3 separate regions of the Homo sapiens genome follow, and all the other regions are linked to region 1. The links are chromatin loops, found by intact Hi-C in ENCODE. Cell type or tissue: CD14-positive monocyte. All regions are shown on one strand.

Region 1 (8,000 bases):
ACCAGTTAGCACCAGCTGAATGTCCAGCTCAAAGCAGGCACTCAATGAACATTCACTGGATACGTGACTTCACCATGTACGTCACTGTCCTGGCCAAGCCTGGTGATCATGTCTCTATCATATTCTATCTGCAGGAAGAATCCTGTCAGCCTGGCAGAAGGTACATCAAGTGAGGAGAATTACTCCCCTCCCCTACTTCCTACTGCCAATCCCACCAAGACATGGTGAGGACATCCCAGCAAATGCACAGGAGGTCAATAAAATACAAGGAGCTCCCTGATGCCTTCTGGTGCTACTGCCCACAGGGCACTGTGAACTGGGCCAGCTGGGCTTAGGCCATGCAGAATGGCCAGCTGAGGGCAGAGACAGCCTTTCTCCCACCAGTCAGGCAGCTTCTACCACTTGACCTTCCCTATTCCTCCAGGAGGCTTTCTAAAAGACAACTGGTGAAAACGAGGCCTTCATTCACTCCTTCCTTGCTTCATTCATTCTACAAACATGAATTGGACACCTATTATGTCCCAGTGACTGTGTTAGATGTTGAAGAGGCAGAGTCCAGGCCCGCAAAGAACCCTGGGACTCCTGAGGGAAACAAACAAGGAAATAGACAATGACAATACAGTGTAATGAGAGCCAGGGCAGAAGCAAGCACGTGATGTGGGAGCACACAGGTGTCTCCATGCTTGATCTTGCAGAACGTGGGGTGGAGGGTGCCGCTCCAGAGAGCTCTGGGTAGGGTGGAATTTAACCTCTTGAAGGATGAGAGGGATTAGGTAGGGAAATCAAGGAAGTGTGGAAAGTGAAGGGAGAGTGTTCAGTAGGACACACAGACAAAGATAACAGCATGTACAAGAAAGAATGGGTTCAGGAGGCCGGGCACAGTGGCTCACACCTGTAATCCCAGCACTTTGGGAGGCCGAGGTGGGCAGATCACGAGGTCAGGAGATCGAGACCATCCTGGCTAACACGGTGAAACCGCATCTCTTCTAAAAAAAATACAAAAAAATTAGCCAGGCATGGTGGTGGGCACCTGTAGTCCCAGCTACTTGGGAGGCTGAGGCAGGAGAATGGCGTGAGCCCGGGAGGCGGAGCTTGCAGTGAGCCAAGATCATGCCACTGCACTGCAGCGTGGGTGACAGAACGAGACTGTGTCTCAAAAATAATAATAATAATAATAATAATGGCTTCAGGAATTGGCAAATGGGGACTTGGTGAGGATAAATCCAGAGGATGAGATCAGGATGTGGGTTTCCACATGCCCAGGAACAAGGAAAGACCTGTCCTTTGGTGGAGACTTGGGTACTCGAAAGACAGGTGGGAGGTGTTATATAAAGCCTTTATCTACCCTGTTTTATGGATGAGAAAGCTGAGAGCTGAAGAGCGGAATCACACAGCAAGTAATCAGCATAGATAGATCATCATAGTTGGAGGAGCTGGTCCTCTTGACCATACGAATGAGAAATAAATCAGCTTCTCAAATGGTATAGAGGCTCCGGGCCCAGTTGTGTTGGAATTTACCTTCCCACCCTCCCCTGTGCAATGAGCTGCCTTCTTCACAATCCATCAAAGAAGGTAAAAACAGCCATTGCTTCCTGCTAGAGATGGTAGTGGTGGCTCAGAGAAACCCTTAAAAAATTATTAGATGACCCCTGCTGTGATCTGAATGTTTGTGTCTCTCCAAAATTCACATGTTGAAATCCTAACCCCACCCACCGCACCCCCCACCCCACAGTGATGGTATTAGAAGGTGAGGTCTTTGGGGGGTGATTAAGTCATGAGGGTGGAACTGTCATGAATAGAGCTAATGCCCTTAGAAAAGAGGCCTGAGGAAGTTCCATATCCCCTTCTACCACATGAGGACACAGTGAGAAGGCACCATCTGTGAGGAGATGGGCCCTCACCAATCACCAAATCTGCTAGTGCCTTGGTCTTGGAATTCCCAGCCTCCAGAACTGTGAGAAGCAAATTTCTACCATTTTAAAGTCTATAGCACTTTGTTACAGCAGCTTGAACTAACTAAGACACTCCTTGGCTGCCTTCACAATGCTTACCAGGAAGTTCTCTGCAAGCCTTAAAAGTTCAAAGCCCAGAAATGGCCTCTCTTGAATGACATCCTTGGGTTTATGAATGAAATAGCCATATCTTGCATCTTTCTCCTTTGAGATTCATTCTTTTCTAATATTGCATTTACTACCCAAACAGATATTTCTGCTGATATTCATTCAATCCTACAGAGATAGACATCTAGGTAACATTATTTGCAAAATTTTTCCTGCTTCTTTTTCTTTCTTAAGAAGTTGTACCTTTCTTTCCAGTTATAATGAATAAGACAAAGCAAGTCATTCTGGACTTCTTTTTTCTCTTTTTTAAATTCATAATGGTTGTAGTTGAATAAAATATAATTTTTAATGGATATACATCTCACAGAACAGACAATACATATCTTTCAGGTAAAGCTTCTCTTTTCTCATATGAACAAATAGTATGTGAAAAATAGCAAAATAGATCATAAAGGCATCTGCATAATACATTGCAACTTTTGCTAAATTATTCTATCTTGTTCAAAATGAGACCTTCAGAAGCTTTAATTTCCTTGGCTCAATATATTGTAAGGATTAATACATATCCATTGATTTATTTATTCATCCATGTAGTATCAGTTTCATAATATGTGAGGCTCAGTGCACAATGAAAATATGGGGCCTCTTGTTCAAAAATTAAGACTTTTCTAGATAGCAGCCAGGCACAGTGGCTCACTCGAGTAATCTGAGCACTTTGGGAGGCCAAGGTGGGCAGATCACTTGAGGTCAGGAGTTTAAGACCAGCCTGGCCAACATAGTGAAACCCCGTCTCTACTAAAAATACAAAAAATTAGCCAGGCCTGGTGGTGGGCACCTGTAATCCCAGCTACTCGAGAGACTGAGGCAAGAGAATCATTTGAACCCGGGAGGCAGATGTTGCAGTGAGCCGAGATGGTGCCACTGCACTCCAGACTGGGCGACAGAGCTAGACCCTGTCTCAAAAAAAAAAAAAAAAAGAAAACGAAAAAAGAACTTTCTAGATGACAGCAGCATTAAGCCAAGCATTAAAGCCACCTGTCTAAGCATGAGTCCCTGTGTAACTCCACAGGTCCCCCACCCAGGAAGCTGGACCTGAATCCACCAAATTATAGGCCGGCCCTGGAAATACAAGGATGAGCCAGTCAGATGTGGTCTGTGCCCTCCCCTGCAGCTTGGAGAAGAAAGGTCACCATGAGGTTTAATGAGGACTCAGATAAGGGAAGTGCTGGGTCATCTAGGAGCTACCTCATCGTAGCGGCCAGCAAAGACCTTCCTGAGGAAATGACATGCACGCTGAGGCCTGAAGCTTGACGAGGCTTCAGCAGGCCAAGAGTAGGAGGGAAATTATTTTCGGGCAAAGGAAGAGCATGTAAAAGAGATTGGAGAAAAGGCTGAAGAGTGTGGCATGTCTGAGGAACCACAAGGAGTGTGGCATGGCTGCAGCACAGAGAACATTATGGGGCCTGGCTGAGGGCAAGATGAAGAGGTGGATGAGACCCAGCCCTGAAGGGAGGTTACATGGTATCCTGAAGGCAGTGGGAAGCTCTTAATGAGTTTCTTGGGCCTCTCTCAGCTGCACAATGGGCCAAAGAAGGGAAGAAATCGATGGTGGTGTCAGTGGAAGAAAACCAAGCTCCCCTGCCTGGTTCCTGATGAAAAAAGAAAAACAGCAAAAACAAAAACAGGAAGTTAGCCTGCAGAATTGCGTTGGCAGGAAGTCCTGGTTTGACAAGTCATTCAGCCTGTGCTCTGGGCCATGGACCTACCACCTTGAAGCTGGTGCTACTCCACACCTGATCAGCAGATCAGAAGAGCAGGACAGGCAGAACCTTCCTCTTCTACTGCGAGAGCTCAGTCAGTGGGAAATGTGCTCCGGGCTTCCTGGTTTGTCGCTTAGCAACACCACGTACTTGGTGCATAGGTGACCAGCACTCTCCATGAAGCCTTCCTGAGTGACTCTGCGCCCACTGTGCCTGCTGGCAGTCATGTGTTTACCGGTTTGCCTCACCTACCAGACTATGTGTTGCTTGCGAGCAGGAGATAGGTCTTACTCACTTTTGGATTCTAGTTTCTCACAAAGTAAACCATAAATGTATTGGTAAACTGAATTAACTTATACTAAATCTAGTTATATCTGAGGTATAGTATACATTCAGTCATTTTGGGAAGACAACTTGTATTAAAGATATAAAATTTTTATAAGAGAAAAGTCCTTTGAGTTCTGTGCCTCTGGCTTTAAGATATGCTTTTGACATCCAATATTTTTCTAATTTGGGACTTTTCAGAAATGATCAAGGCAATGTCCATTTGATATAGTATCCCTAGCAGACAAGGATTATGAGTTTTTAGCATTGAGTTTCCACAGGGCATGGTGTATAGTAAGTGGTTCATTATTTAATGAATGTATAGATCACATACATCCATGTACACCAATTCACACATACACTTTGCATTACTAAAGGGTTTTACAGGTACATATTCAGTAGTTTTTTTAAATGTATAAGAAAAGTATAAATAGGAAAGTGTACCATAGTATATATGATACATATCTAAGATGTGAAGATTATGTTATTATGCATCAAAAATCATAAAGGTGGATGATTATTTTGATTATTCAGCAGAAGCATTTCTCCATGCAACGTTTAATAGAAAAATATATAAGGAAGGCAAAGGCTTAAAATACTATCTATCTTCAAACTTTTAAAAGAAATAGGCCTGGTCCAGTGGCTCACACCTGTAATCTCAGCACTTGGAGAGGCTAAGGCAGGAGGCTCACTTGAGGCCAGGAGTTTGAGTCCAGCCTGGGCAACATAGAGAGGCCCTTCTCTACAAAAAATTTTAAAAAGCAGCTGGGCATGGTGGTGCATGCCTGCAGTCCCAGCTACTTGGGAGGCTGAGGCAGGAGGATCACTTGAGCCCAGGAGTTAGAGGCTGCAGTGAGTATGATTGTGCCACTACACTCCAGCTGTAGCCTGGTTGACAGAGAGAGACCTGTCTCTAAAAAAAGAAGGAAAGAAAGAAATGTAAAATGATTTACATAAAATGCTGTAACTGTAAAATCAATTCAGAGAGGAAATGTTCAAGAATAAGTGATTTTCAAGAAGTATAATTTTATGATCTGACATCTGAGAAATAGTTGAACAAATGGAAGAATTGTCTTACTCCAGAGTATTAGAAACAAGCCAGTGGGAGGGTGTTCAGTGAGCCATTTGTAACTAGAGAGCCCTCCGGAGAAAGAGGGGGTGGAGTTTCTGAGGAACCAGACAGAGCTGGGATTTTCTCAGCTGTGTTTGCAGTTTCACTTAGATACCGTTCAAAGCCATTTCTAGCATCTAATAAAAACAGATGCACTTTTTCTTACAGCCCCCAAGTGTCTGGAATACAAATTTCCCATCTTGTCACTGACCAGCTTCTCTGTCCTTGGAATCCCTCTACCTCTGTTCCTTTGTCCCTGGGATTCATGGTTGTGACCAGACTGCAGACCCTTGCTACCTGATAACCCGCCCCTGTCTCGCCAACTCCTGTGAACAACCTACTCCACTTGAAAACAAACACATCCATCTCTTTTTTTTTTTTTTAATTTATAACTGAAAGAGGTTTAATTGCCTCACAGTTCTGTAGACTATACAGGAAGCATAGCGGCTTCTGGCTTCTGTTTCTGGGAAAGCATCAGGAAGCTTCCAATCATGGCAGAAGGAAAACAGGGAGTGAGGCATCTCCACACGGTGGGAAAAGGAGCATGAGAGAGTGTGAGAGGAGCTACACACCTTTTTTTGTTATTGTTTTACTTTAAGTTCTGGGACACATGTGCAGAACGTGCAGGTTTGTTACATAGGTATACATGTGCCATGGTGGTTTGCTGCACCCATCAACCCATCATCTAGGTTTTAAGTCCCTCATGTATTATATATTTGTCCTAATGCTCTCCCTCCCCTTGCTCCCCACCCCCCGACGGGACCCGGTGTGTGATGTTCCCCTCCCTGTGAGTAAGAACACAGAGAAACATACCCATTTCTTTACATTGAAAGAGACCTTAGAGATCATCTGACAAAAGGGGCCAGGAGAGTTAGTGTGACTTTCACGAGGTCACAGAGCTATTTTAGTCACAAAGCCAGCACAACAAAGCCAGCACAAGAACCTTACTCCATCCCCTGATGCCTCCTCTACCACTTCTCGATGTCCATCCCAGCAGCCTCAGTTACAACTGGCTTCCTGAAGAAAGTTTTCAAAAACGTTATGTATTAGTCATTGAACCCTAGACTACGCTAAAAGGTAACTTGTAAATCCACCTGATGCATTGATCTCCCTGGTGGAAATAATTTGAATGCTTCCTGGCCTCGACTAATCTTTATGTATGCATGTATGTAATTTGTATGTTGGTACATGTGCTGCCTTTCATGCTACTTTTTGCTTCATGTGAACAGCAGCCACATGTAAACACTTCCCCAGCTTTCTAGAGCAGGGCCATCCAATAGAACTTTCTCCGATAATGAAAATGCTCGTTACCTATGACAGTAGTCACATGCTGCTTTTGAGCACTTGAAATAAGGCTAGCGTAACTGAGGAACTGAATCTTTTATTTTATTTCATTGTAATTCATTCAAACACAAATTTCAATGCCACTTGGCCAACACAGTTCTAGAGAGTCATTGTGTTTCTTACAATGGATACGTAAAATTTCAATTGTATTGATATTTTGGTTTATTTATTATTCCTCTGTCCTCATTCAAAATGCTTTTTGCTTTTGCTATTATAGCAAATACAATATTATGTACAGATATATATATACACTCCCATAAAAAAATTGCTTGTGTGGTTTTCTTCTTTTGATTTATTTGTTTAACTTCCTGCAAATGAAACTCCAACTGCGTAGTGTTTTGACTGAAATATTCCTTAAAATCCTCAAAGAGGCTCCATCTGTCTCTCTTCCCCTCTTTTTCTCCCATTATATACCCTCTGGAGCAGGAACTCTGTCGAGAATCCGGGCCTTCTGTTTCTAAGTCCTCCACTGGGGCCGCTCTCAGCCCTTTTTCTGTGCTTCCTCATCCTCCCTGAGTCATGTTTTAGGTCTCCTTTCCCCAAGCCAACTTTATCCTTTTGTATTGTCCTTTGGAAGCAAAGACACAGGTCATTTTGATTTAAGGGATTTGCTACTAATCCAGACAAAATAGAAAGCACAGGGATGTTCCAAAAGTTCAGAATCTGGACATAATCCACAGCTCTGTTCCCAATTCCTCACTCCTGGCCAAAGATGTAGAGGGACTGCAAACACAGTGTTTGAAGCCAGAGAGATCCGGTGTTACTTGTTCCCCTGAGCAACATCAGCTCACTCTGGTGCTTTCCTTATTTCCCTACACCTCAGCCTCACACATCACAGTCATCTCCACGGAGAGGATGCCCAAGAAATGCTGCTGAGGCAATATAAACTCAACCCCGTCCGTCAGAAAAGATAAACAGGCCACTCTCCAGATCACTTGGATGGTGAATGCAGTTTTGAGCAAATCCACTCAAGTTTTCAGGTTAGACAATGTGATGGTTACTACTGTCAACTTGATTGGATTGAAGGATGCAAAGTATTGTTCCGGCGTGTGTCCGTGAGGGCGTTACCAAAGGAGATTAACATTTGAAGTCAGTGGACTGGGAGAGGCAGACCCACCGCAATCTGGGTGGGCACCATCCAAGTAGCTGCCAGTAGCTAGAATAAAGCGGGCAGAAGAAAGTGGAATGAACAGACTCTCTGAGTCTTCCAGCCTCCATCTTTCTCCCGTGCTGGATGCTTCCTGCCCTTGAACATCAGACTCCAACTTCTTCAGCTTTTGGACTCTTGGACTTCAACCAGTGATTTGCCAGGGCTATCAGGCCTTCGGCCACAGACTGAAGGCTGCACTGTTGGCTTCCCTACTTCTGAGATTTTGGGACTCAGACTGGCTTCCTTGCTCC
Region 2 (8,000 bases), 90 kb after region 1:
GTGGCGCAATCTCGGCTCACTGCAACCTCTGCCTCCCAGGTTCAAGCAATTCTCCTGCCTCAGCCTCCTGAGTAGCTGGGACTACAGGCACATGCCACCATGCCCGGCTAATTTTTGTGTTTTTTTTAGTAGAGACGGAGTTTCACCACGTTGGCCAGGATGGTCTCGAGCTCTTGACCTTGTGATCCACCCATCTTGGCCTCCCAAAGTGCTGGGATTACAGACGTGACCACTGCGCCCGGCCAATCCATTTTCATTTATTTCCCTGGAAACTTTACTCTCTGACACTTTAGGCTTCCTGTAAAACAGCAAAAGTGCCCTTTCTAGGGACAAAGGGAAACACGCAAAGTCTCCACATCCACTCACCAGTGATCCTCCAGACCATTCAACCAGACCCTGGGTTATGTTATAAAGAGCTATCTGAAACCGTGAAAACCTTGCCAAAGAGATTTAACCATTACGTTGTGTGTTAGAGGGAGCAGAATATGTGAAAGTTGTATGAAAGCTGCAGAAGTAGATGGGTACTTAGGGACATCCCTGTGCCTGTGTTATTCCATCTTTCCATCTTGTGACATCATTTTTATTCTTCCCTAGTCTGGGACACTCTCAGCAGCAGTTCTTGGCTTTTTTGTGTGTCGTTGTTGTTGTTGTTTTGAGTCTTATCCCTTTTCTCTGGCCGGCATTCTTCCAAAATACAAATATGCTCATATACAAGCAATTCTGCAAAGAATTTCGAGGACATGAAACATCTCCTAAGAGAGAGCCCAGGTAAAGAAGATCTAAACTAAGGTAGGAGTCCAGATATTTGCAGAAACAATAAACTTGACGGGTGTAATAAACATTGATAGTAGCTGCAAAATAAAGCCAAACTTCATATTTGAGTATTGGAAAAAAGAACTGCTTATCCTGGGTTGGTCTTTTCAGATACATTCGTCTCTATATGGATAACAAAAGTAACCATATGTGATATCGTTTGGACATTTGTTCCCTTCAAATTTCATGTTGAAATCTGATCCCCAGTGTTTGGAGGTGGGGCCTGGTGGGAGGTGTTTGGGTCATGGGGCCCAAACATGAATCTTGGCTTGGTGCCTTTCTCTTGGTAATGAATGACTTCTCCCTCTATTAGTTCCCTCCAGATCTGATTGTTAAAAAACAGTCTGGCAACTCCCTTCTCTCTCTCCTGCTCCTCCTCTTGCCATGTGATCTGCGCACTCCAGCTCCTCTTCACCTTCTTCCATGAGTGGAAGCTTCCTAAAGCCCTCATGAGAGCAGATACAGGTGCCATGCTTCTGATACAGCCTACAGAACCATGAGCCAAATAAACCTCTCTCTTTCTCTCTCTGTCTCTGTCTCTCTGTCTCTCTCTCTCTCTCTCTCTCTATATATATATATATACATTACCCAGCCTCAGATATTGAGTAGCAATGCAAAATGGACTGAGACAATATGTCATCAATATACCATCTTTTTTCAAAAAAAAAAAACACAAAAAAAACAGTCTCACTGTCACCCAGGCTGGAGTGCAGTGGCACAATCATAGCTCATTGCAGCCTCAAACTTCTCGGCTCAAGTGATCCTCTTGCCTCTGCCTCCTGAGGAGCTGAGAGGATACAGGTGCATGCACATCAGCTAATTTTTTTTTTTTTTTGAGACAGGGGTCTCACTATGTTGCCCAACTTGGTCTCCAACTCCTGGGCTCTAGCGGTCCCCCCATCTCAGCCTCCTAAAGTGCTGGGATTACAGGCATGAGCCACCATGCCTGGCCTATCACCATCATTGAATACAAAAAATGACTGTATCCAGGAGATAAATCATGGACAAGGCACAAAACTGATAATGAGATTTTCTCATCAAAATATTGACACTATTACAAGTGTATACATGGGTAATAAATGAATAAATTATCTTGCCCATCAGAGCCCCTCAACTGAATTTTTTTTTTTTTTTTTGGAGACAGAGTCTCAATCTGTCACCCAGGTTGGATTGCAATGGCGCAATCTTGGCTCACTGCAACCTCTGCCTCCCAGGTTCAAGCGATTCTCCTGCCTCAGCCTCCCAAGTAGCTGGGATTACAGGCACCCACCATCATGCCTGGCTAATTTTTGTATTTTTATAGAGATGGGGTTTCACCATGTTGGCCAGGCTGATCTCGAACTCCTGACCTCAGGTGATCCACCCACCTTGGCCTACCAAAGTGCTAGGATTATAGGCGTGAGCCACCGTGCCCAGACCCTCATCTGAATTTTTAAAATCACATCCTTTGCATCATTTATTTCAGTAGCTGCTCTACCCTCAAAGTCATTCTCAGCCTTGCTTTAACTTCAAAGAATTCTGCATATGTCATCTTCCTTAGATCGCATCTATTTCAAACCCTTAGCTAGTCCAAAAACCATGTAGCCACAAGTAATCATAAGATTACTGTCATCCTAGTAACTTTTGCCATTTTCAGAATGACTGCTATGTGCCAGCTAGGCTTGTAGCACCTCAAATGTATTATGAACATGTACTAAATCTTTACAACAGTGCTGCTCTGTAGATAGCAGTATTTCCATTTTAAAGAGAGAATCCCAGCCAAGTGCTGTGTCTCATACCTATAATCCCAGCACTCTGGGAGGCCGAGGAGGACGGACCACTTGAGGTCAGGAGTTCAATACCAGCCTGGCCAACATGGCAAAAACCCATCTCTACTAAAAATACAAAAAAGTAGCCGGGCATGGTGGCGCGTGCCTGAAATCCCAGCTACTGGGGAGGCTGAAACATGAGAGTCACTTCAACCCAGGAGGCAGAGGTTGCAGTGAGCCCAGATCGCACCACTGCACTCCAGCCTGGGCGACAAAGCGAGACTCTGTCTCAAAAATAAATAAATAAATAAGAGACAGAGAATCCCAAGGCTCAGACAGAAGTAATTTTCTAGGGGTTATGGAGCAAGGAACTGGCAGAACTGGGTTCAACCTTAATTTCATTTGACTGCAAACTCTCCCTCTTAGTCCTGATGGTTGGTACCAGGGTGCCATTTTTCCAGATGAATCTTAAAATTACAGAATTCTCAATTTATATGTGTTCTTAACCTTCTTTGGCTCAATGAATATTCGAACAGAAAAGGATCTTGGAGGCAATTTTGCCTGACTCTCACACTTTACAGATGAGGAAACTGAGACTTGGCTGCGGTAGGTTACTGCTCCAGTTATGGCCTTCCCTTTTCTGGTTCTGAGGAGGCAGGACCCACTTCCTTTGGGAGGTGATTTCACGCTTCTGCTAGCATAGCTTTAAGTGCACCAAAAGTCTTTATGCAGACCTTTGAGGACCTTCCAAAAGGAGCATAAAAAGTCCAGAACATGTCAATGACCCAAGCAAAGGAGACCCATACTCAGATGGCATCTACTGCAAAGGGAATAGAGCAAGTTTATTCAATCCACAGCCCTCAGCCTGCATGTGGCCCAGGAAAGCTTTGAATGTGGCCCAATACAACTTCATCAACTTTCTTAAAACATTATGAGATTTTTTTTGCGATTTTTTTTTTTAGCTCATCAGCTATTTTAGTGATAGTGTATTTTATGTGTAGCCCAATACAATTCTTCTTCTTCCAATGTGGCCTAGGGAAGCCAAAATGTTGGACATCCCTGGAATAGAGCAATCCAAGATGTGTCCCACCCCACTCCCCACAGGGCAAGCCAAGGATGTTGGCTGATCCACAAAGCTGGTACAACAACAAAACAAGACATGCAAAATTCCAGCAAAGGAGATCCAAGAAACCAGCACCTGCATCCCAGAGCAACTTCTAAGGACAGCAATGACATGCAGCCCAATTAAGCAGGAAATTTCAAAGCCCTCCACTTTAGGTCCATAGCAGCTGGAATGAGGAAGAAAAGGACAAATCAGTGCTCAATAGCTTGCCCTTAGATTTGTTATCGAGCTAGAATAACAAGCAGTTGTCATATTTCAAGTGTGTTTTAAAAGTCCTGAATCAGATAACTATCATGCCTTGCATTGTTCTTGAAAATGCAAAAATAGAAAAAGGAAGAAATTATCTAAGAGCAATAAACCAAGGAAACAGAGACCAGGCAGGGGTGGGGCTGCAGATCATCACTACTGATGCTTATGAACATTTACTACATGACAATAGTTACTACATGACAGAGTTAGACACAGTTCCAATCTCTCTGTCCAAGAGAAAGAAAGAATAAGAGAATAAAAAATGTAGCTATTTAAAAGAATGTAACGAATTAATAACAATAGAATAAGAGAATAATGTAACTAATGAAAGAATGTCACATTTGTATTTTCTAAAGAAGGCAGTTTAGGGTGACCCTAATGTTTTTCAACATTAATTTTTTTACTTTATTATGTTGTTAGGGAACATCAAAAACACAAAGTACTGTACTAAATATATCACATGTCATAAAGACAGTACACATTGGGTGGGTCAATGACTGAGGCTTGCCTGAATTAGCTTTAATTGATTCACTTAACATCTCCAAGCTTTTCCGGGCTGTTTTGTAAGTAAGTATGATTATATACAAGGTGATACATAAATATTTAACATAAGCATATGTATATATCTATACATACACATGCATATGTATATATCTATATGTATACATGCATATCTATGTACACACACATATGTGTATGTATGTATATGCATGTGTGTGTATGTTTTTATATGTAATATATTGAGACCATTTGACATACCCAGGTACTGAGCCTACCATCCCACTGAATAAGTTAATTTACTGGGCTCTCAGAGTATGAATCCTTAGCCTTCTCAGAGCACATGCACTGTTTGCTCAATCTGAAAACACGTAATTATTTAACTTGCCTTCTAAAGTAACACCACACCCTGGATATGATGCAAGACCCAGCATTACAAGATAAGCTCTGTCTCAAGTTTCTGCTCGTTATAGTGCCTGAAGTATTTACTCATATGCTCAGGGACTGAAGCAGAAGTAAACAGTCAGGCCAGTATTATAGGGACACCTGTGTTACAAAATTGACTTTCTTATATTGTGAAAGCAATGAATGAAGTTCAGCAGGCCTCCTGTAAGGATGCCGATTCAGCCCACATCACCTTGGTCAAACAGGACTTCAGCCTTATTGCCGCCCTCCCTAACGCACCCAGGTCAGTCTACTTTCCTCAGGTATCTGATCCAAGCTACAAGTCATGGGTCTCCGCTGCAGCACCTCACCTCCTGTTTATCTTCTGTTTGCACCCGTCTTCGGGGAAGTTAACCTTGCTTTCTGTCAATGTGTGCTGCCCCTGGATCTCCAAAGAGGTTTCTGCATGGTGTGTTTAACAGGACTGGACTCTATCTTTACAATTCTACAAAATCAGGCCAGGCGCAGTGGCTCATGCCTGTAAACACCTAACACTTTGAGAGGCCAAGTCAGGCGGATCACCTGAGGTCAGAAGTTTGAGACCAGCCTGGCCAACATGGTGAAACCCCGTCTCTACTTAAAAATATAAACATTAGCCAGTTGCAGTGGCGGGCACCTGTAGTCCCAGCTCCTCAGGAGGCTAAGGCAGGAGAATCGCTTGAACCCAGGAAGTGGAGGTTGCAGTGAGCCGAGATCATGCCACTGGACTCCACCCTGGGCGACAGAGCAAGACTCCATCTCAAAAAAAAAAAAAAAATTCTACAAAATCACTTCGTTTATGACTCCCTCTCTAATTAAACAGAACACGGTGTCCTGGAACAGAGACTCAGGTACAAGTTTACATTTCTATTAGGCTTGATGCCTCATATCTTCCCCACAACAGGAGTACTGAGATTTGATATAGCTGAGTGATTAAGAGCAAGAACTTGGAGAACTAGTTAGCCAGGGTTTGAATCCCGGACCACCACACACTAACTGTGCCTCACTTTCCTTACCTTTATTTTTATTTATTTATTTATTTATTGAGACAGAGTCTTACTCTATCACCCAGGCTGGAGCGCAGTGGTGCAATCTTGGCTCACTGCAACCTCCACCTCCTGAGAATTGAGGCAATTCTCCTGCCTCAGCCTCCCAAGTAGCTGGAACCACAGGCACGTGCCACCACACCCGGCTAATTTTTCTATTTTTAGTAGACATAGGGTTTCACCATATTGGTCAGGCTGGTCTCAAACTCCTGACCTCAGGTGATCCATCCAGCTTGGCCTCCCAAAGTGCTGGGATTATAGGCATGAGTCACCACACCCAGCCTATTTATTTTTTCTTTGAAACAAGTTCTTGCTCTGTTGGCCAGGCTGGTGTGCAGTGGCCTCAGCACAGCTCACTGCAGCCTTGATCTCCTAGGCTCAAGTGATCCTCCCACTTCAGCCTCCCAAGTAGCTGGGATTACAGGCATGTACCACCACACCTGGCTAATTTTTTGTGGTTTTTGTAAAGACACAGTTTTGCCATGTTGGCCAGGCTGCTGGAACTCCTGGACTCAAACAATCCACCCACCTGGCTTTCAGAAGTGCTTGGATTAAGGCGTGAGCTACCACACCCAGCCTTCCTTACCTTTAAGATAGATAGATAGGTAGGTAGCTAGGTAGATAGATGGAAGGATGGATGGATGGATGGATAGATAGATAGGTAGATAGACACAGAGATAGATACATACATAGACAGATAGACAGACAGATAGACGGATGGATGATAGTTAACCAAAGTGCTCAGACTAGTGCCTGGTATGCAATAAATGCTACCTAAGTGCAAGCATAACAAATATGATGATAATGGTACTTCCTATCTGCCTTGGTGTTCAGGAGAGGATGAGGAGGGACGGGGCCACCCCCGTGGTAAGCAAGTGAGGGCATCCCTGAAGTGGCTGCAGCTGTGCTGCACTGTTCCGTTGTCTCCATGGAGGGCCTGACTTGGTGTGACCAGCTCTGCACATTTTCAAGAGAAAGCAAAATCCAAATTTCTGGATTTTAAATTGTTGGTTTACATTTTTAAAAATTAGTGTTTGAGCCAAAGAAAGCATGTCTAGAAGCAGATTTTTTCCCTTAAGTCACCATTTTGTGACCTCAGACACATATGAATCTATAATGTGTGGGTTTCCATTTTTCTTTGCTTATCATCCATACTTCTTTCTCAGCTGAACACCCCAGGGGCAAGAGAAAGCACACAGAAGGCACTCAATGAAACCCAGCTGAACAATGACCTGGTTTGTTAATAAACAAACACCAGTGGGCTTTTCTGCAAGAAAACAATGAGTAACAGTGTCAGCTACATTTAGGAACTTTTTTTTTTTTTTTTTTTTTGGTTGGAGTCTGAGTCTCACTGTCACCCAGGCTGGAGTGCAGTGGCTCAATCCCGGCTCACTGCAACCTCCACCTCTTGGGTTCAAGTGATTCTCCTGCCTCAGCCTCCCGAGTAGCTGGGATTACAGGCATGCAACACCACGCCCAGCTAATTTTGTGTATTTAGTAGAGATGGGGTTTCACCATGTTAGCCAGGCTGATCTCAAACTCCCGGCCTCTGGTGATCCGCCTGCCTCGGCCTCTCAAAGTGCTGGGATTACAGGCATGAGCCACTGCGCCCGGCCTAGGACCTTCTCTTAAAGTGCATCTTTAGGTCAAAAAACCAGGCCCTGGGAGCACACATCTGAACAAGATGCAGCCCCTGATTCTGAGGAACTTACAGACTTGTGGGGGACACAAAAGTGCAGACAACTGGCTGGGCGCAGTGGCTCATGCCTGTAATCCCAGTGCTTTGGGAGGCCAAGGAGGGCAGATCACGGGGTCAGGAGTTCGAGACCAGCCTGACCAACATGGTGAAACCCCGTCCCTACTAAAAATACAGAAATTAGCTGGGCGTGGTGGCGCACACCTGTAATCCCAGCTACTCGAGAGGCTGAGGCAGGAGAATCACTTGAACCTGGGAGGCAGAGGTTGCAGTGAGCCGAGATCGTGCCACTGCACTCCAGCCTGGGCAACAAAGCGAGACTCCATCTCAAAAAAAAAAAAAAAAAAAGCGCAGACAATTGCAATGTTTACAAAACACATTGGCATACATTATGTCATTTCACA
Region 3 (8,000 bases), 53 kb after region 1:
TCAGCATTTTAAAATTTGTATCAGGGCCGGACATGGTGGCTCATGCCTGTAATCCTAGCACTTTGGGAGGCTGAGGAGGGTGAATCACCTGAGGTCTGAGGTTCAAGACCAGCCTGGCCAACATGGTGAAACCCTGTCTCTACTAAAAATACAAAAAATTGGCCAGGCATGGTGGCAGGCATCTGTAACCCCAGCTACTCAGGAGGCTGAGGCAGGAGAATCACTTGAACCCAGGAGGCAGAGGTTGCAGTGAGCCAAGATGGCGCCATTGAACTCCAGCCTGGGCAACAAGAGTGAAACTCCGTCTCAAAACAAAATAAACAAAACAAAACAAAACTTGTATCAGAAGACAGGACAAACAGTTGCCTAAGAAAGCCAATATATACATTAGTACTCAGATTGCAGCCACACATCCAAAGGTGGGCAAAAACACTCAAAGACCAATCAAAATACATTATGGATACTGCAGGTTGACTATCCAGCCTCCACTCTACCCTTCTTCTTTCCTAAGAGAACCCTAGTTTTATTCATATAATCTCCTCTTTCCTACAGAGTCATGTTCCTTGGGGTAAACAAACACTAGCTTTAGGAATGGGTCTGATTGATCTGAGGAGAATTCCATTGCCCTTGTCAGCAGTTAAGACATGCTTAGGCACATAACCTCATTTTGGCCAAGAAAATTAAAGAGAATTCTGGAGTGAGACTCCTGGAAAATTATTCTTCATTCTTAAGAAAGCACCATAGGAAGAGGCCCTCCTATTCTCCCTTTGGCATTGCCATTCCTGCATGTAACTCCTGGAACTGGCATAGCCAGGCTGCCACTAACATGAAGATGAAGCCCACATCAATGGTGGAACAGTGGAGAGATGGAAAGTATCCAGGTTCTTGATGTTAACATCACTGAACTGCCTAATGGACTCAGTTGGGAGCCCGCCCTACACACTTTGATCTACTTGATGACAAAACAAATTGACAACAAGTTTTGGCCTTCCGTGAAAAATCAATCTGCTTATTAATATGAAAAAAATAAAAACAAAGAAAAAGGATAAAGGTGAAAAAAAAGTATAAATTGCTCACAATCCCACTGTGTTAGTGAGAGTTCTTGGTGGCAAGCAACAGAAACCAACTCTGATTCACTTAGGCAGAAACATACTGGATCGGATGGATTATCAAGGAACTGACAAAACCAAAGGCAGGAGAACCAGGAGTCTTTCCCATGAGAACCAGATCTAAGCTTATCCCAGTGTTCACGCTACCATTGGAATCAGCAACACTGCATCCACGGCCACCATTCTCACTGTTTCGGCTGTCACTAGTACTATCACTACTGCATACTGCACTGGCATCATCTCTGCCACCACCACTGTGATGATCTGCTTGCTGACTTTCCAGACTTTCCAAGTATCACACCAAGGCTGTGGGACTAGGAGAGGCAAGCCAGCAGCCTATGGCACACCATTTAAGGAGGCACTCATGGCCGGGCGGGGTGGCTCATGCCTATAATCCCAGCACTTTGGGAGGCCAAGGCGGGTGGATCATAAGGTCAGGAGATCAAGACCATCCTGGCTAACACGGTGAAACCCCGTCTCTACTAAAAAATACAAAAAATTAGCCAGGTGCGGTGGCGGGCACCTGTAGTCCCAGCTACTCGGGAGGTTGAGGCAGGAGAATGACGTGAACCCGGGAGGTGGAGCTTGCAGTGAGCTGAGATCATGCCACTGCATTCCAGCCTGGGCAACAGAATGAGACTCCGTCTCAAAAAAAAAAAAAAAAAAAGAAAGAAAAGGAGGCACTCACTCTCAGGGTCGTACCAATGCAGATCAGCACTCTCATGACTCTAAGAATGAGTGCCTCCTTAAATGTTACCCCCTAGCACCCTAGATGCTTCTTTGCCTCACTTAGTCCCATTCCTGTGCCATCATCCAAGTTTCGGAATTTCAGCGTCAGTGTCCAAGCCTAGTTCATGTGACTACAACCATGTTGCTATGCAGTGAGCATTGAAGGGTCTCCCTCTTCAGCTTCCACATACAACTAAGGCACTCTAGCCAAACTACACACAATGGGAAATTGCCCCCTAATAGGAGCCACATCAGGGATAATGACTCTGAGCTGTTCCTCCAGTCTTTCTTCCATGCATAATACTGGGGTTGGGATGCAAAAATGACTTTATGTTTCTTAGCATAGTTTTTTGGTGCTTAGAAAATACACAACATTCTCAAGTGAAATTCCCCCCCAAATTTCTTCCTAACCAGCCTCATGCCCTGATGTCTGACTGTGTAACCCCCTGCAATACATGACTCGAGAAAATGATATAATTTAAGTCAATCACATGTTAAATTTATACTTTTATTGCCAATATTTGAGCTGTGACCAATTACACACTTTGTTAATTATTTTCTAAAATCATTGTGGTTTGCCTTTGAAAGTCCATGGATATCCAAGTCATTATAGGCAAGAAGATTGACAGTCAAAAACCCGTACACATTCTAATGACAAAATCCTACCAGAGAATCAACACCAATACTATTTTTTAAAAACCCAGAGTGTGGAATGCACTAAACCACTGGCTGATTTCACTTTAAGAGTAATACTTATAGAAAGGGGAAAAGCTTTTGAAGTGTAAGCAGTTTAACAAGGAGAGAAAATAGACATTCAAACGAATCATAAATGGAAGGAAACTGTAGAACAATGCAATGTTCAAACTGGCCATTCAGGGTAACTTCTTCTTTTTTTAAATTTAAACTATGTTTACTTTAAATTTAAATAGTTTCATCTTTCACAAAGCATAGTCAGAAGTCACTTTTTAAAAAATTTCACTTTCTTTAATGGCAAAATAATTACACCTTAGCTGCAGGTTTATTCGTAGTTTGGCTCTGTCTTCATAAAGCTGATTCAGTTGACAGTTGCCAAGGTGATGGCCTTTTTACAAGACACTTTGTTTACGGAGAAGAGTTAAAGGATAAGCACTTTTCACTTGAGACTTTCTAGAAAAATGATACTTGCATTTGCCATACATGCCACCCCAGGTCAAATTTTAAAGACAAGAGAACGAATAGATGTTGTGAGACTTAATTAAATTAAGGACAAATGTACTCTGTAAACAAAAGCTTTAGTTTCCTAGCCGGTGTCTATTTTTCAACCCTGTACTTTTTGACTGTTTAAGCTGTGAAACACAGAGCTCATTGTTGCCTCTAAGATTTGAAGAAATATACTTCTTATTACATGACTCAAGGAGCAGACATAAGTAGTCAAAATAATCACATAAAGAGAAAATTTTGAAAATTATTTGTTTTAATTTATTTGAAATGCATTGATCCACATCACCTCCTACCAGATGAATTAGTGTTATGTTTGCACAGATGTTTACCATCCATTATTGTTGTTATTATTGTTATTAAAGAAATCACTGCAAATGGTAGGAACATCCAGAAGGATAAACTCAAATCTACTATTCTGAGTAGAACCAGTTACCCTACTTTCAACCTTCCTAAGCTGCTATATTTCTTGAGGAAAATTCTCACCACCCAATTCCCACCTTCTCACCTCAATAGCTAGTAGTATGACGTCAACAAGCAGAGCTTTTCTGTAGCCAGGCTGCCACTAACATGAAGAGGAAGCCCAGATGAAGATGAATTCCTATGCTCAGGCATAGGAATGTGATGTAATGGGACCCAGTGGGAGTACTGCAAGGGCTTCTGAGTAGATGTTCCTCATTTGTAAAAGAAGACACAAGACAGAGCCATTCCATTCTTCTCCTCTGGATTCTATCATCTGTGAGTACAGCCTGAAACTGTCATGGACATCTTGTTAAAATGTGGACAAAAACCAATATGCTGGATATGACAGAGTGGAAAGTGAAATTTAAAAAAAAAAAACCCTAGGGCCATGATGGCATTGCTAAGCAGCTGAAGTAACCCTGGAATCACTTTTCCTCCAAATGTATTTCAAGAGATACATAATGTGTTTTCATCATTTAAACAACTTGGAGTTATTTTCTGTAACTTAAGGCAAAAGCACCCCAGCTGATTGTGACGTGTTGCAAAAATGGCCACCATTCTTCTTCCCTCCCTGTATCTACAGCCTATGCAATGCAACTCTGCCTCTCCTTTCAAGAGACAATTTATTCATCCCTTGAATCTGGGTGAGGCTTGTGACCTGCCTGTGGCAATAAAATGTAGCAGAAGTAACAGTGAAAAGTTCAGAACCAGGGCTTCAAGAGGCTTTACATACTTCCTTTCTCACTTGTAGACTCCTAATGCCATTATATAAAGAAGACGAGGTTAGACTGTGGAGGAAGAGAGATCCTGTGGAGAGTGACCTAGTTTTTCCAGCTGTCTCCGCTGAGCTGTCAAACCACAAAGCCCCAGTCAACTTATTAGCTGATCATAGATACTTAAGTGAATTCAGTCAAGATCAGCCAAGCCAGCTCAGACCAGAACTGCCCAGGAATCCCAGCCCAATTGCCAAACTACAGAATTAAGAATGAAATAACTGGTTGCTACTTTTAACCATCATATTGTGGGATTACTTGTTACATAGCAAAAGCTAATTGATACATAGATAAAAGCAAAACTCTAGGTTATTGCTAAGAGCAACAACTTCCCTTAAGTGCATGTTGCATTATGTAATCATTGAATATATATTTATCTTGGAATTGGAAATAGATACATATGTGTACTGCCAAAATTAAATCATTAAATATATAGTACAGGTGATACTCTTTCACAGGTGTGGAAATGGAACAATTGAAGGTAATAATGGCATCCTACCACCATTTCCTATTTTTGACCTATTGTAAGGTTGTCCCTGTTAATGGGAGACAGGAGAGAATAGAAAGAAAGAATGGCTAGTATAAAACTGTGCACAATCTGAAACCATTCATATTTGGCATCAGCAAACTGTATTTGTGTGCGTTCATGAACCCAATCTTTTCTTCTTTCCTTGGACTGGCATGAGGGTAAATTGCATTCTCCATGCACTCAGTAATCAAGTAAGGAATACGCAGCTTAGAAATTGTCTCACAGGTAGGGACATGCAACCTGCAATCAAATGAATTATAAAATTTTAGAGCAGAAAGCCTTAGAAAATGCCTAGTTCAACTTCCCCACTCCCTAGTTCAATGCAGTCATCTTCTTTGTAACATTGATTCCATTCAGCAATCATTTATGGGGTATCTCTTATGTGCAAGTGACTATGCAGCAGGGAATTCAGGAAGAGTAATGAACATCCCTGCCTTCAAGGAGATTACCATTTGATAGTGAAGGTAAAAGACTTACATAAATAAGATCCCAGTGCAAACTGTTAAGGAGACCTAAATATTAGACCTAAATACTAGGATTTCAAGGGAAAAGAGATCTCTCCTAGTGTACATAGGAAAGAGGTAGAATGGGAAAAGAGGCATCCATAAAGATGGATATGGGCTGGGCATGGTGGCTCACTCCTGTAATCCTAGCACTTTGGGTGTCCAGGGCAGGTGCTTCACCTGAGGTCAGGAGTTCAAGACCAGTCTGACCAAGATGGTGAAACCCCATCTCTATAAAAATACAAAAATTAGCTGCCCATGGGGGCACACGTCTGTGGCCCCAGCTACTTGAGAGGCTGAGGTGGGAGAATCGCTTAGATCCAGGAGGCAGAGGTTGCAATGAGTTGAGATGGGATAGATATGCATTTATCACATGATAGTGAAGAGGGAGCAGAAAGTTCCAGATTGAGGAATTATGAGCATAGTATGGAGATAGAAAACAATAAACCAGTGTGTCAGGAGTATCAAATGCTGATAATAACGTTCATCATTTATTATATAAGCATTCTGAATTTTAACCTTCACACTTTTCCTCTCCTGTCTTCTTCATGTAAGTAAAAAGCCTGTCCCTGGCTGGGTGAAGTGGCTCACACCTGTAATCCCAGTACTTTGGGAGGCCGAAGCAGGTGGATCATGAGGTCAAGAGATCAAGACCATCCTGGCCAACATGGTAAAACCCCATCTCTACTAAAAATACAAAAATTAGCTGGATGTGGTAGTGCATACCTGTAGTCCCAGCTACTCAGGAGGCTGAGGCAGGAGAATCGCTTGAATCTGGGAGGCAGAAGTTGCAGTGAGCTGAGATGGCGCCGCTGCACTCCAACCTGTCGACAGAGAGAGACTCCATCACACACACACAAAAAAAAGCCTGTCCTTCACCTAGCTGCTCCAGCCCAAACCTAGGAGGCATCCTTGATTTCCTCCCTTCCCTCAAACCCCATATCCAAACCATTATAAAGCCCAGTCAGCTCTAACCACCAAGATATGGCTCACCAACTCTATCCCCACCAGCTGAGTGTAATCCATCTTCTTCCATAGTATCTTCCTGACTTCGCTTTCTTCCTCCACTCTTAACCTCTTCCAGTGTAGTCTTCACACAGCAGCCTAAGTGAGCTTCATAAAATGTAAATCAGGTCCTGTCACCCCTCCATTGGAGGGGAGCCTCTAATGGTTTCCTGTCACACTGGGAGTAAAATCCAAACTCCAAGGGCTTGTAGTATCTAACTTCTGCATCGTCTGGTCTCACTCATTATGACTTTCTCACTTGCCCACTGTGCCTTGGTCACACTGACCTTTAATTCTACTTTAATTCTCCGAGCTCTTCCCCTCTTTAAGGACTTCGTAGCCTCCATCCCCCCGTCTGGAACGCAGACCCATGGCTTGTCCTCTCACTTCATTCAGACATCTTCTCAAATGTCATCTTCCCAGAGATGCCTTCCCTGACCATCTAAGAGATCCGCCGTCTCCATCGTTCCCTGTATCCTGCTTCATCTTTTATTTTTCTAATCTCCCAAGGCTCGGTCATCCATATCCTGCTTCATCTTCTTCATAGCGCTTTTCATTACCTGAAATCATACTTTATATTTGTTTGTTCACTTACTTCTTATCTGCATTAGTATTAGTTTCCTGTTGCGGCTGCAAAAAATTATCACAAACATAGTGGCTTAAACAACACAAATGTATTGTCTTAACACTTCTGGAGATCAGAAGTCTGAAATGGGTCTTAATGGGTCTCACTAAAGCTAAGATTTCAGTAGGACTATGTTCCTTCTTGGGGCTTTAGGGGAAAATTCATTTCCTTCCCTTTTCAGCTTTTTTTTTTTTTTTTTTTTTTGAAATGGAGTCTTGCTCTGTCAGCCAGACTGGAGTGCAGTGGCATGATCTCAGCTGACTGCAACCTCCACCTCCCAGGTTCAAGTAATTCTTCTGTTTCAGCCTCCTGAGTAGCTGGGACTACAGGTGCATGCCACCACATCCAGCTAGTTTTTTTGTGTTTTTGGTAGACACAGGTTTTCACCATATTAGTCAGGCTGGTCTCGAACTCCTGACCTCAGGTGATCCACCGACCTCAGCCTCCCGAAGTACTGGGATTACAGGCACGAGCCACCACGTGCAGCCTCTTTTCCAATCTCATAGGAAAAGATTCTGCATTCCTTGGCTTGGGTCCCCCTTCCATCCTCAAAGTCAGCAGCAGCCGGTTGAGTCCTCCTCACATGGCATCACTCTGACACTCTCCTGCCTCCCTCTTCCTTCTTTTAAGGACCCTTGTGATTCCACTGGGCCCACCTGGATAATCCAGGCTGCTGTCTCTATTGCAAAATCAGCTGATGAGCAACCTTAATTCCATCTGCAACCTTAACTCCCCTTTGCCATGTAACCTACCATGTTCATAGGTTTTGGAGGCTAGAACATGGACATCTTTTTGGGGTGGCATTATTCTACCTCCCACCCCACAAACACTAGAAGGTAAGTTTCATGAGGGGCAGAACTGGGCCTCCTTCATCATTCTCCGATGCCTGGCACATAGCAATGTATATTACTCCATATACGTTAGTTAACTAAATTCTTGAATGCAACCTACTGTTCCAAGAGCTTTACATGTATTATCCCAATTCCATCATCACAACTACTCTAAGAAGTAAGAACAATTTGTATCCTCATTTACATTTGAGGAAATAGAAGCACAGAGAAATTAAGT

What was found. A loop is a pair of places that touch in the nucleus more often than their neighbours do. Peaks named below come from ENCODE experiments on the same cell type or tissue, not always from the same donor. Only the 100,000 strongest peaks of a DNase experiment are listed, where the experiment ranks them.
Region 2: a loop joins it to region 1, with 2.6 times the contacts of the local background. A loop is called at or near these places in 2 of 110 quality-filtered maps.
Region 3: it touches region 1 in a loop (2.2-fold over the local background); 3 of 110 quality-filtered maps call a loop at or near these places.

The regions. Positions count from the first base shown.
Region 1 is chr4:38,526,016-38,534,015 of GRCh38, forward strand. No RefSeq gene overlaps it. Among named protein-coding and RNA genes, the nearest start is that of LINC01258, 6.8 kb to the left of the region's middle. RefSeq lists an enhancer at 3,393-3,622. In CD14-positive monocyte, no CTCF peak of the experiment used is centred here; DNase peaks (open chromatin) are centred at 3,316 and 3,796; H3K4me3 peaks cover 1,272 bases; H3K27ac peaks cover 3,089 bases.
Region 2 is chr4:38,616,313-38,624,312 of GRCh38, forward strand. The region is part of intron 6 of KLF3-AS1 (KLF3 antisense RNA 1); the gene reads right to left. Among named protein-coding and RNA genes, the nearest start is that of KLF3, 44 kb to the right of the region's middle. RefSeq lists an enhancer at 5,816-6,668. In CD14-positive monocyte, no CTCF peak of the experiment used is centred here; a DNase peak (open chromatin) is centred at 4,859; H3K4me3 peaks cover 1,312 bases; H3K27ac peaks cover 3,703 bases.
Region 3 is chr4:38,578,981-38,586,980 of GRCh38, forward strand. No RefSeq gene overlaps it. Among named protein-coding and RNA genes, the nearest start is that of LINC02278, 19 kb to the left of the region's middle. In CD14-positive monocyte, no CTCF peak of the experiment used is centred here; a DNase peak (open chromatin) is centred at 3,661; H3K4me3 peaks cover 637 bases; H3K27ac peaks cover 185 bases.